Regions from separate parts of the Homo sapiens genome. Here regions 1, 3 and 4 are each linked to region 2. A link is a contact called in ENCODE Hi-C or POLR2A ChIA-PET data. All regions are on one chromosome and are shown on one strand. Each heading gives the region's core, a stretch centred on a gene start or an enhancer-like site at or near the end of the contact. The rest is flanking DNA. Distances are from core to core; before and after follow the strand shown. Region 1 holds the start of TENT5C-DT (TENT5C divergent transcript). Region 2 holds the start of TRIM33 (tripartite motif containing 33). Region 3 holds the start of WARS2-AS1 (WARS2 antisense RNA 1). Region 4 holds the start of RBM15 (RNA binding motif protein 15).

Region 1 (2,941 bases), core at 55-2,554, 3.1 Mb before region 2:
CCTCCCACCCTGCTCCCTCCTGCCTCGCGACCAGTGCGAAGGGAGTCCCCGAACTGCGACACCTCCCGGGGCAGCCGCACCGGTATCCGTCCGAGTCGACCCACTTGCCGTGGCTTTTCACCTACGCAGTAAAGCAAGTTTCATTTTCAAAAGGAGAGGAAGCAGGTTTCACAGACACCGCATTCCCAAGAAGTTTCTGAGAGACGCGCAGCGCACAAGTCACTGGCTTGGATCCCTTTGCTGCTCATGGTGTCCACAGTCTGATGTGAGCGCATTAAATTTAAGGATCTCCGCCCTTCTCCTTAAAACTCAGGACTTGGCAATGAGCCTAGGAAGCGCCCCTCCCCTCCCCAACCAGATCCAAGCCCCGGACCGCTGCGTCTCCAGCTGCGCCTAGTGAAACCGCCGAATTCGAATTCACACTCGGCGGGCCGGCGAAGGTGTGCGCGCCCGCGGGAGCGCCGGGGCGAGCCCGAGGGACTGCAAGCCAGGAAGGGAGGCATGGGTGGCGGGGGGCGCCGTCTGATCCAGGTAGGAGCGGAGGCGCCGATCACACACTCTTCAGACGCCCTGCCCGCGCCTGGCCAGCGCGCAGCCTGCAGGACGCGCGGAGCAGGAACTCGCTGGAGTTTGCCAAGCCCCAGGTCTCTGGAAAGTTGTAGCTCCCTTTCGGAGCGTCTCTTCTGGCCCTTTGGGACGGGTGTGTCAGGGGCGGGGGTCCTCGAGGGAGCAGGAGGGGAAAGGAGCACCGGGTCTCGGCACCTGTCCGCAGCTCCCCTCGGGTCCGCCTGCCCCCTACCAGGCTGGGCAAAGACCTGAGCACCACTTAGTGGGGGCGGACCCCCACTAAGTGAGCTCGCGGCTCCCTGGGGCTGCTGCCGCATCGCCGCACCTTTAGAGGAGGGGGGTCGCGGACTCACCTGGGCAATAGAAGAGGAGGCGACAGAGGCAGGTCCTTGGCGTGGGCAGGCCCCAGCAGGAGCGGCGCGACCTCTACAGCCCCTAGGCAGCGGCACCGAGTGAGCCGTCCCGCCGCCGCCCCCTCCGTTCTTATACGGCGGGACCACGCCCCCGTCCCCGCCCCTGAGCCGCCCTCCCGGGGGAGCCAGGGGCGGGGCGTGGCGGAGCCAGTCCCCTCGGGACCCTTCCGCCCGGCCCTGACGGCAGGGGCGGGGCGAGGGCTGCCCTCTGATTGGCTCTTCGGGTGAATGGTTGCCAAGAGACGAGTAAATCCTCAGCGGCGGGAAGGGGCGGGGTGCTCAGGGAGGCAGCACTGCGCAAGCGCAATAGAGGGGGCTGCGTCGACACCCACTTAACTTCGGAGTTAGTGGGACACCTTTCTTTTTGCTTAGTACGCTTTTCTGCTATTCCTGCCGCATAACTCTCTCTTCCCCAGGCTTTTCCCATCTCCATCCTATTCTCTCGCAGGCAGGTTTTTCTTCCGCCTCTCTGGGGATTTTCGCGTTGGTTCTCCCTGCCCCCAGGAGTGAGGCGGGTAACGCCCACGCCTACCTCCGGTGTGTGTTTTTGAAGTCGGAAAAAACTTAATGGTTTCTGGGCCCTGGGCACCTTTCTGATTCCCCAAGCAAACTGGCTGGAGGCGAAGGCGTGGTCTTCGGGGAGAGAGCGCCGGCGGCTCTCTGGCCCCGGGGACCACCTGTGTGCAGTTAGTGGGACGAAGGGCCTCGGGGAGTCCATCGCCAATGTCGGCAGCCGCAGCCGCTTCGGCCCCATTCGGAATGCCACAGCACTTGGTCCAGTGTGTTATATAACATGCAGGCAGGGCTTGGACACCATCCATTCATAACATAGCGAGTGGTTTACAGCCCAGGTTCTGAATTCAGACTAATCTGAGTTGAGATCTCCATGCACCACTTAAACTTTCTGTAAGGCCTTAGGCAAGTAACTGAACCAACCCTCCAACAACCTGCGTCTCCTATCTGTAGGACAAGACTAACAATGGGACAGCTCTGTAGAATTATATAAGTATTAAGAAAATACGTGGGAAACAATTAGTGCATTGCCTAGTGCCTGTTAGAAAGTGTGTGGCAAATGCTGTATGTATCAGATAGTAGCCAATGTTGGACAATGTTATTTATCAATAGACATTATTGTACTTGTATTGATCGTTTACTAGGTGCTGGGGGAAAAGATTACTTCCCAGATGCAGTATTTACATCTCCTCCGCCCTACTCTTCCAACCCTGCCTGAAATAAGTGTGGTTCTCCTGTCTGTCAGACTATGAAGAGTTCTCAAATATGTCTTTCCCAGCGAGGGAGAGGAGAGTGAGTATCCAGGAACTTTAATGCGATAGGACATCAATATGAGTGTTTATAGGGAAAGCCAGTGATCCTATTGTTAGACGCGAAATCAAGACATATGATCTGATTTTTTGTTTTACTTTTTGTTTTTGAGGTATAACATTCAGTAAAGCGCACAAATCAAAAGTGTCCAGAATGATAATTTTTTACATATGCATACCCATGTAACTGCCATCCATATCAAGATGTGGAACCTTTCCAGCTCATTCATGCCCCTTCCCATTCAGTATCCGACAAGGATTACCACTATTTTAACCTCTATCACCATAGATTAGTTTTACCAATATTTGAACTTGCTATGGATGAAATACATAACACGTACAATTTTATGTCTGGCTTCTCTTGCCCAACAGTGCGTCTATGAGATTCATCCATATTGTTGTGTGTAACAATGGTCCATTCTTTTTCACTACTGTGTATTACTTCATTATATAAATATTCAACGATTTGTGTACTCATCCTACTGTTGGTGGACATTTGAGTTGCTTCATGTTTCTGCCTTTGATGAAGCTGCTGCAGACATTCTTACACATGTCTTTTGGTGGACATAGCATTCATTTATGTTGGATATATATATATACCTAGGATTGGATTCCTGGTTCATAGAGTGTTCACATATT
Region 2 (2,862 bases), core at 53-2,552:
CGTGGTTTAAGGACTTACAGCACCTTTCTTGGGAACACTAACAGGAGACCAAAGCATTTCATGATCTTAACACTAAAACAGTTGTTGCACTACATAAAATCCTCCAAATACCTTTTTTTTTTTTTCAAATAAAAAGGCAACTTTCTGAAAGCTTTTCTTTTTTTTTTGAGACGGAGTTTCGCTCTGTCGCCCAGGCTGGAGTGTAGTGGCGCTATCTCGGCTCACTGCAGCCTCCGCCTCCTGCCGGGTTCAAGCCATTCTCCTGCCTCAGCCTCCTGAGTAGCTCGGATTACAGGCGCACGCCATTACACCCGGCTAATTTTTATATTTTTAGTAGAGACGGGGTTTCACCATATTGGCCAGGCTGCCCACGAACTCCTGACCTGACCTCAAGTGATCTGCCCGCCTCGGCCTCCCAAAGTGCTGGGATTACAGGCGTGAGCCACTGCGCTTGGCCTGAAAGCTTCTACTACCATTGTTGTAAGGGCATTTGTCACCCAGCTCAACCCAGGACACTTAAAGTGGGACCTCAGAAGGACGCAGTATTGGTTATATCCGTGGCTCTCCAAACTGACATACATAAGAATCAGCTGAAGGGACTTTTCCCCCTCCGTCGGCTCTCTCCCTCACTTCCTGATTCAGGTCTGGGGACTGGCCCTGGCATCTCTGCTTTGAAAAACTCCTCCGTTGATTCTGATACGTAGCAACTCCTGAGAATCACCTTAAGATGCCAAAAATAGCTGTTAAAGAGTTTCTTCCTCACTCGGTCTTTTCAGCCTATTTCTGATAGATCCTCAGTTCAAAAACAAAAAGCAAAAAAAAAACAAAAAAAAAAACCAAAACCAAACAAACAATAAGCCCCGCTTTAGTGCTCCACGGCCACCCAAAGGAACGCGGCTGGTCTACGCACAGCAGAGACCCAGGAGGTCCCGGCGATCGAGCGGCGCGGCAGGTGAAACTTCCGCGGAGACGCCCGGGACACGCTCGCAGGGACCGGAACCGTCCCGGCTACCACCCTTCCGTATGCACCACCGCTGTGTCGGAGTTCATAACCAACCCCAGCCAAAGGCTACCCAGCGTCAACGGCCTCTGGCTTTAAAAAAAAAATCTCCCTTCGGGTTAAAGAGCCGCGGCACTGACGCAAGGAACTGGCTTCGAGGGTCCGGGACCGCTCCGCGCCCGCGAACCGAGTTCCCGCCTCCCTCGGGAGGACGTCCGTGCGTACGTGCGCGTGCCGCAACCGCCCTCCTTCAAACGCGCGACGCGAGGGCGGGGGCGCCGCGTGCGCGCGCGCTCTCGTTGGTTCGCTCTCTCGCTAGCTCTCGGCTGCCGCTCTTGCTGCGGCTGCGGCTGGGGCTGGGGGCGGCGGCGGCGGCGACGCGGGCGGCGGGCGGCGCGGGGCGGTCCGGCGGGTTCAAAGAGGAAAACATGGCGGAAAACAAAGGCGGCGGCGAGGCTGAGAGCGGCGGCGGGGGCAGCGGCAGCGCGCCGGTAACTGCCGGGGCCGCCGGGCCCGCCGCGCAGGAGGCGGAGCCGCCTCTCACCGCGGTGCTGGTGGAGGAGGAGGAGGAGGAAGGCGGCAGGGCCGGCGCTGAGGGCGGCGCGGCCGGGCCCGACGACGGGGGGGTGGCCGCGGCCTCCTCGGGCTCGGCCCAGGCTGCTTCATCTCCTGCGGCCTCAGTGGGCACTGGAGTTGCCGGGGGCGCAGTATCGACGCCGGCTCCAGCTCCAGCCTCGGCTCCCGCTCCGGGTCCCTCGGCAGGGCCGCCTCCTGGACCGCCAGCCTCGCTCCTGGACACCTGCGCCGTGTGTCAGCAGAGCTTGCAGAGCCGGCGTGAGGCGGAGCCCAAGCTGCTGCCCTGTCTTCACTCCTTCTGCCTGCGCTGCCTGCCCGAGCCGGAGCGCCAGCTCAGCGTGCCCATCCCGGGGGGCAGCAACGGCGACATCCAGCAAGGTGAGCCGGAGGCCCTGCCTGGCATCTGGGCCGCAAGGGATTTGCGCAACCCTAGAGGAGCTGGGGACGGAGGTGCTGGGGCCTGGGGCTGCTCGGACGGGCGCCATCCCGAGGGGTCTCTAAGGTGAAAGACTCGCCCCTGGGACACTTTCCAGAGAAGCTGGACCGCAAGAGATAAGGGGAGCATGAAGGGAGGGGTGCCGGCTGCGAGAGGCTGGGGGAGGGGACACTGGCTCCGAGGGAGGGTTTGTGATGTGCGGAACCCGGCCGAGCGCTGGTTCTGGAGCTGGCAGACCCGTACAGTGAGAGAAGGGGGATTTGGGAAACACGTTGTGAGGAAGCGTTTTGGCTGAAAGGGCCCGGGCCAGCGAGGTGTTGAGGGAGTAGGTAAGAGGTAAGGGCAGTGAAGATGGATTGCTTTGGAGGGAGGGGACTTGGCGTGTTCACAGATAGGAGAGAGGAGGACTATGGATTAAATGGAGGTGGAGAGAATATGTTGGAGAGCAAGGGGTCCAGAGAAGGCGCCTGGAAGAAAATTGTAAGATGACATGGGGAAAGAGAAACTCGGAAAGTGGACTGCATGGTTAGGGAAAATCCTAAGGTTTGGGGATGAAGGAGAAATGAACTTTGAAGGAAATTGAGAGTTAGGGAAAGCTGGGCATGAATTTGTTTTAGCTAATTGGCCGTTAATGAGCCCCTAGTGTTGGGGCACTGTGCTAGGATTGAATAAAGTACTCAATGAAGACTTCATTCACAGTCTAACAGGAGAAACATATAACTTGCAGCAGTGGAGGTGAGTCCTCAGTACAATGGTTGTGGCACAATAGAGGAAAGGTCAGGGAAATTTCACAGGAAAGGAAATCCATGAACAGGTTTCTTGAAGAATGAGTACCTCACTGGGTTGGAGG
Region 3 (2,720 bases), core at 215-2,714, 4.6 Mb before region 2:
CCTACAAGATTATCCTATATGGTTTTAATTTACTGTTTTGTCTTACCCTGGTAGATTTCAGCTCCTTTATAGGCATCTCTTATCTCCTACCTCTCCTTGGTAATTTTCAGTAGCTGGATGAATTATAAACAAAACACATAAAGGAATTGTCATGAATTTCTTCCAGTTATATTTTTACTGAAACACTCGTTATCTGTCTGGGAGATTTTTAGGTGAATTAACAGAAGCAGAAAAACTGTATTAAACTTTCTCATAACCCCAAACAAAACAATTTCTTCCATCAGGTATAACCTTCCTGCAGCCTTCCCTAGACTAGGTTGAAACACCACAGTCATAACCACTCCTCCTTAAAACTTGCGGTGCTTGCTTCTTTAACACCTATTAAGTGTACATCATTTATTTATCCGCTACTCTATTAGACTGTACACAACTTGAAGACAAGATATGTCTTTCTCTGTACCTTCAGTGCCCAGCACATTACGGTAGGGTTCAACAAAGTTTACAGGACGAATGAAATAAGGCCACATAAGTCCAGTGCGGTGGCACATGCCTGTAATCCCAGCACTTTAGGAGGCCGAGGCAGATGGCTTGGCTTGAGCTCAGGAGTTTGAGAGAGCCTGGGCAACATGGTGAAACCCTGTCTCCACCAAAATACAAAAATTAGCCGGGCGTGGTGGCGCACCCTTGTGGTCCCAGCTACTCAGGAGGCTGAGGCAGGAGAATAGCTTGAGTCTGGGAGGTGGAGGTTGCAGTGAGCCGAGATCGCGCCATTGCACTCCAGCCTGGGCGAGAGTGAGACCTTGTCTCAAAGAAAAAAAAGGGAAATGAGGCCACACATGTCTAAAAAGACCACTTATATTACCCTCTAAGAGAACTGGGAGTTTCTAAACAAACTTTTTAAAGGTTGCCTTCACATAGCTAAGATCAGAAATGCAGCCTACTTGACTTTCTTCCAGTCTAAAGCGTTGCTACTAATAACCCCCAAGGAAATTCTCCTTCCAGGAAGGCTGAGCAGACAAGGGATCCAGGGAAAAACACTAAAGCCCCACCCCGCTCCTGTCCCCACCTGCTCGGCAAGAACTGCAGTCCGCCCGATAGCGGCTGCGCTGCGCAGCCTGGAGGCCCAAGCCGCGCCCAGCAAGCAGGAGTCGCGAGACTGGGATTGGCTCTCTGAACAGACGTCATTCCAAACAAGACGGCTCCGCCCTTCTCAAGATGGCGCTGCACTCAATGCGGAAAGCGCGTGAGCGCTGGAGCTTCATCCGGGCACTTCATAAGGGATCCGCAGCTGCTCCCGCTCTCCAGGTAACCAAAGACGGCCCTTCCCTCCGCGGCTTCCCATCCCGCGAGGTTCTTCTCATCCCACTGCCCTCTATTTATTTCTCTCCTCCCGCTTCTTAGGGAAAGTACATGCCTTCCCTCGCCTAAGGTCTACTCGTCTATGACTGTCGGCCTGCTCAGAGCGTAGTGACGTTGCAAGGATACGTGATGACGTAAAGGTTTCTTGGTGGAAAAAGCGCGCCGCTTTCTGACCTCTTGCCGCCACCTCCAGTTCTGGGAGCGGAGCGCCGCCGCTGTTGCCGGGCAACGCGGTGAGCCTACCCCGCGTGTGATGTTTTCAGAGACGGGTTGTTTTAGAGACTGCTCTTCTTGTGGTCTTATTACTGTTTTTACCCTCCTTACCCTAACAACACGCTAAGGGGCTATCGGAGAGAGTAGAGAAGTTTTGTTAGGCATTGGGCAGCTTGGGTCGGGGCAGCAGGTTGGCAGTGTGGTACTTGAGCAAGTGTCAGTGCATCTTCCATTCTGGTTGCTCCTGGTGGCTCCACAGCACTGCTCTATCTAGCAGGCTGTGAAAGAGTGACCGCAAGCTGCTACAGAGTTTGTCCTGTCCTGCGCTTGACAACACTGCTGTTACCATTAATCTCGTCGTACGGAGACCATGTCGCGGCCTGGTCTTATTGGGAATTGTCTTAAATATTTGGAATTTTACCCTCATAGCAAAAAAGTCAGGGGGAGGGGATACCCTTTCAGTTATTCAGGATTTTACCAAACGTCTTCCAAGTACAGTCTCAGTGGCAAGCACTTTGACATACTTTATCTACGGGAGATATATTCTGGGAACTAGAGAGAAAGGAGAGAATGTGATTTTATTAGGTAATTTCCCGGCATCATTTGCATATGTATTGCCATAATGAGTAGGTGTGAGGATGTCGCACCTATTGTAACTGTTGTGTTGAAAACAGCGCTAGACAGGAAGGTAGCCTAGAGGTCAAGGGTTTGGTCTGCCACTTGACAGCTGTGTGACAAGTCACAATCTCTCTGGGACTTTTCTTCTTTTTTTGCTCATATTGAGTGGAGGAAGAGAGCTGGACTGATTGACACGTTAATGTTCTTTCAACCTCTGGAAAATCTATAGTTCCATGATTATGAAGCCAAAACAAAGCCAATGAGAGTAATTATGAAAACCAAAATTTAAGTTCAACTTATTTTTCTAGTCATGTCATAAATTTTTTGAACTTCCGTTTTTTATTAATGTGAGCCTCACAAAATTCTTATAAGCTAATATATTAATATATACCGGAAAGCTGCTTGTCAGCAAACAACTATTCAAATGTCACCTTAAATTTCAGCAGCAATGTTAGGTAAGACAATTCAAAATTAGATAAATTTATCAAAAATTCCTCTCCTTGAAATTTGAGGGTTTGATTCTGCAGAAC
Region 4 (3,101 bases), core at 107-2,606, 4.2 Mb after region 2:
GATTCCGAATTATAATTTTGCCAGACATTGCTAATTTGGCCCGGTGAGACATATCTAAGTTCTCAAATTTGAGAAAGCCGTAAGTACTAGTCTGGCCGCGAGAAGGCCTCTTGATATCTACTTCTGTGATGACTCCAAAGCGATCAAACGCCCTTCTTAAATCACTCTCCGTTACAGTGATGTCTAGGTTGCCCAAGAAGAGCGTCCGGTTAGCTCGCTGATCATCCTCGGGTGAAATCTCATCCACTTCTCTGAAAGGAGCAGCACCTGCTCCAGCTCCCACCCTTGGCTCAAGACTGTATGCAGGGCGCACTCTCTCATAGAACGGGTAGTCTCTTTCTCTCTCCAGGTCTCGAGGCAATGGTGGCGGAGGTGGAGGGGGCAGGCGGCCAAGAGCCAACTGCTGCAGCCGGTAGTCTCTGTATCCCAAAGCAGCGCCACCAGGGGAAAGTGATCTCTGGCCTCCACCACCTCCAGGGGGGTGCCGGTGACCACCTACAGAGGCCCCGACCACACTGGCTGATGGAGGATAAGTATCTTTGTCTAAAGGGGAGCGGCTGCGGCGCCGGCTCACATACACAGCTTCTATCTTCAGAGGCCGGTCATAGAGCACCAGGCGGCCTCTGGCATGCTTGGCCGCCCGCGCGTCCTCTGGCCGCCGGAAGTTCACAAAGGCTACCCGCTCATCCCCGCTGCCAGAACCCGACAGATGACTGATTTTCACACTTACATCACCGAAGCGTTTGAACTCATGAAACAGGCCGTCCTCCACCGCTTCGTCACTAAGCTGGGACCCCAACTCGCTTATCTTCAGAGTCTTGTATTCCGCGCCGTCCCCGCCGCCGGGAGCTGAGGAGGCGGCCCCAGAGGAACGTGACTCCCCGCCTCCACCCCGGGAGCTGCTGCGCGATTCGCCCCCGCCCGAAGAATTTTTGGTGCTCGGGGAGCTATAACTATGCAAGCGGCTACTGGAGCTGCCCCCACCGGTATCATACTCGCGGCTGCCACCTCGACTGCTGGACTTGTCCAGGTGGAGACTCCGCCGCGACCCACCGCCGCTATCGGTCTTTCCGCTGCTGCTCCCATTGCTGCCACCAGAGCCCCCTAACTTCTTGCTCCGCTCACCGCGGGAAGTCGAGTCCTCACCACCACGGGAGCGTTTGGCCTTCACTGGCGAGCGCTCTTTTCCCTTCATTGTTGCGGGTCGTCGGAGGTCGTCTCCGCGGAGCTGAGTAACCCGCCGCCCCGCGCTCGTTTCACACAGCGGAACCGCACGCCGCCATCTTGGACTCCGCCGCGGCACAGGGTCCCGCCCCGCAGTCCTCATTGGCCAATTGCTCTCTCTTCTACAGTCTCATTGGGAAAATTATTTGTCTATCTTTACATCTCCCCGCGCTCCAGGAAGGCGCCCGCCCAACCACTGTTATTGGGTTCCCAACCCCCTAGTCGGAGTACCTCATTGGTTACATTTGTTGTCTATCTTAACGGTTCCTCGCGCCAGACTGTAGCTCCGCCCCTCGCACTCTGCGGTCACGTGACCCAAAGTGTTGAGGTGTTGATTGGACAAAAAGTCTGCCCTGTAACGGTACTTCTTGCTCAGTGACAGCAGCAACCCACCTCCTTATCCCTTTCATTGGCTTATAAACCCGTCCTTTAAACCACTATTTGGGAGGTCGGGCCATCAGTTTCGGCGTTTTTTCCAGAGAGGCAGGCTCACAGCGATATCGCGAGAGACGGTAAGCTCCCTCTTTCGACCCCCTTTTTCCAACTCCTCCGGCGGCTAAAAGAAGTTTAAATCTGATTGGATGTCGGCAAGGAAGTTGATAGGCTGAAATAACTGTCCATCACTCGCTTAAAGGGGTAGGCCTGTATAACGGAGGAGGCTGACTGAAGGTGAAAGACTAGAACACGTGCTTGCTGTGCGACGTCACTTAGATGTCGCGAGAGGGTGACTGTGCGCCAGCCCCGCCTCCCCGCGTTTTCGGCGTTCTCCCCACAAACATTTGTTAAGTTCCGTGGGGTGTTTGGCTGTGCTTCGGCCCTTGGAGTTCGAAACTTCTGAGCTCCCCGCCGTCGTACCTGTGCCGGCCAAGGGGCGGGGCAGGCTTTCCGGCTGTCGGGGCCCTCCAGTCCCTCAGGAAGCCGTCCTGGGACGCCTAGCGGACACCATTTTACGTCGCTGTGGTAGCTGAGTGAACAGCCGGGGGGAGCCCCGCCCCCCGCGCGCGGGAGAGCGCCGCCCGCGGTCACCTGGGCCCGCGGGGCAGAGAGTTCACGGTTCCTGCAGCCTCGGGTCATGCTGACGCCCCCGGGCGGTGCTAACACGTAACACGCGGGACCTCGAGAGCTAAGAAGCAGGGCGACTAAGACGCAGCCCTCGCCCAGGAGCCCGTCTCTCCCGCGAGCTACCCGTTCCCGCCCAAGTACTCCGGGTAACCGAGGGGAGTGACCGTCGCTCCCCGCCTCGTGGCCCGCGGGCGGAGCCGGAACTGTCGGGACACCGCGGACGTGTCTTTGGGCGGCATGTTTTATGTTGCGAATCTGTGTGGATTTTTAAATTCTGTATTCCCCTAAAATAGCAGTGTTTTTAATATGTAATGCTTCTACCCTGAAAATCACCAAGCGAAATTTAGGCTCCATGCAGATATGTCACTTGTTTTTCCCCCTGTGGCTTCTTGTATCCCTTGGCACTCTTATTGTGTGTTAAAAGCCAGCAGCACAGGCACCTTGCGGCCGCTCCAGATCCACCTCGTTTGGCTCCTTCAGTCGTTCGCCGTACAACTTTCCTTTCCATAGTGCGTTACTGTGGCGGACAGAGCACCTGTGAGAGGTGCAGGCGATGCCGAGCTTAGGGGGGTATGGCCTGTGCCCCAGCACTCGCCGGTTGCTGGAGGGACGCAGCGCTGAGGTCACCACAGCCTTTAGACTGTCTGCAGCCCTCCCAGGTTCGCGCCGGGGCGGAGGTTATGAGGATTCTTGTATTGATCCGGTCCTCAACCCTATTTCCCAAGATCCAATCTATAGTAGAGGGTGTGAGGTGTTTTTAAACGTGACATTTTTCAAGGTAACAATAATATCCCAAAAGCTGAAACCTAAACTTA

Evidence for each region. A loop is a pair of places that touch in the nucleus more often than their neighbours do. ChIA-PET counts read pairs that join two places held with the same protein, here RNA polymerase II (POLR2A). Pooled maps may share reads with other maps.
Region 1: a loop to region 2 is called in a map of naive thymus-derived CD4-positive, alpha-beta T cell, with 29 times the contacts of the local background. The contact joins the promoter of TENT5C-DT here to the promoter of TRIM33 in region 2. A Hi-C loop is called at or near these places in 1 of 168 maps with a recorded cell type or tissue (naive thymus-derived CD4-positive, alpha-beta T cell) and 5 of 50 pooled maps. POLR2A ChIA-PET finds 5 or more read pairs at or near these places in 1 of 52 experiments (activated T-cell).
Region 3: a loop to region 2 is called in a pooled map, with 24 times the contacts of the local background. The contact joins the promoter of WARS2-AS1 here to the promoter of TRIM33 in region 2. A Hi-C loop is called at or near these places in 9 of 50 pooled maps.
Region 4: a loop to region 2 is called in a pooled map, with 14 times the contacts of the local background. The contact joins the promoter of RBM15 here to the promoter of TRIM33 in region 2. A Hi-C loop is called at or near these places in 7 of 50 pooled maps. POLR2A ChIA-PET finds 5 or more read pairs at or near these places in 3 of 52 experiments (CD8-positive, alpha-beta T cell, OCI-LY7 and activated CD4-positive, alpha-beta T cell).

What each region holds. Positions count from the first base shown.
Region 1 is chr1:117,604,133-117,607,073 of GRCh38, reverse strand. TENT5C-DT (TENT5C divergent transcript) reads left to right here and starts at 1,304. Exons shown (of 3, transcript NR_121626.1): 1 at 1,304-1,428; 2 at 2,138-2,285. TENT5C (terminal nucleotidyltransferase 5C) reads right to left here and starts at 1,026. Exons shown (of 2, transcript NM_017709.4): 1 at 921-1,026. RefSeq lists a silencer at 961-1,300 and enhancers at 1,211-1,711, 1,712-2,212.
Region 2 is chr1:114,509,643-114,512,504 of GRCh38, reverse strand. It overlaps TRIM33 (tripartite motif containing 33), which reads left to right and starts at 1,302. Exons shown (of 20, transcript NM_015906.4): 1 at 1,302-1,954. The coding sequence starts at 1,429. It overlaps LOC124904348 (a long non-coding RNA gene), which reads right to left and starts at 1,167. Exons shown (of 2, transcript XR_007066452.1): 1 at 580-1,167. RefSeq lists enhancers at 1-105, 966-1,135 and silencers at 1,326-1,435, 1,466-1,765.
Region 3 is chr1:119,139,140-119,141,859 of GRCh38, reverse strand. WARS2-AS1 (WARS2 antisense RNA 1) reads right to left here and starts at 1,464. Exons shown (of 7, transcript NR_125975.1): 1 at 1,067-1,464; 2 at 47-113. It overlaps WARS2 (tryptophanyl tRNA synthetase 2, mitochondrial), which reads left to right and starts at 1,207. Exons shown (of 6, transcript NM_015836.4): 1 at 1,207-1,305. The coding sequence starts at 1,216. RefSeq lists an enhancer at 1,126-1,435.
Region 4 is chr1:110,337,632-110,340,732 of GRCh38, reverse strand. It overlaps RBM15 (RNA binding motif protein 15), which reads right to left and starts at 1,356. Exons shown (of 3, transcript NM_022768.5): 1 at 1-1,356. The coding sequence starts at 1,327. It overlaps LOC124904276, which reads right to left. Exons shown (of 1, transcript XM_047437983.1): 1 at 1,730-3,101. The coding sequence starts at 2,298. The coding sequence ends at 1,792. RBM15-AS1 (RBM15 antisense RNA 1) reads left to right here and starts at 1,562. Exons shown (of 4, transcript NR_036595.1): 1 at 1,562-1,736. RefSeq lists enhancers at 368-817, 189-927, 898-1,017, 1,048-1,347, 2,488-2,677 and a silencer at 2,118-2,387.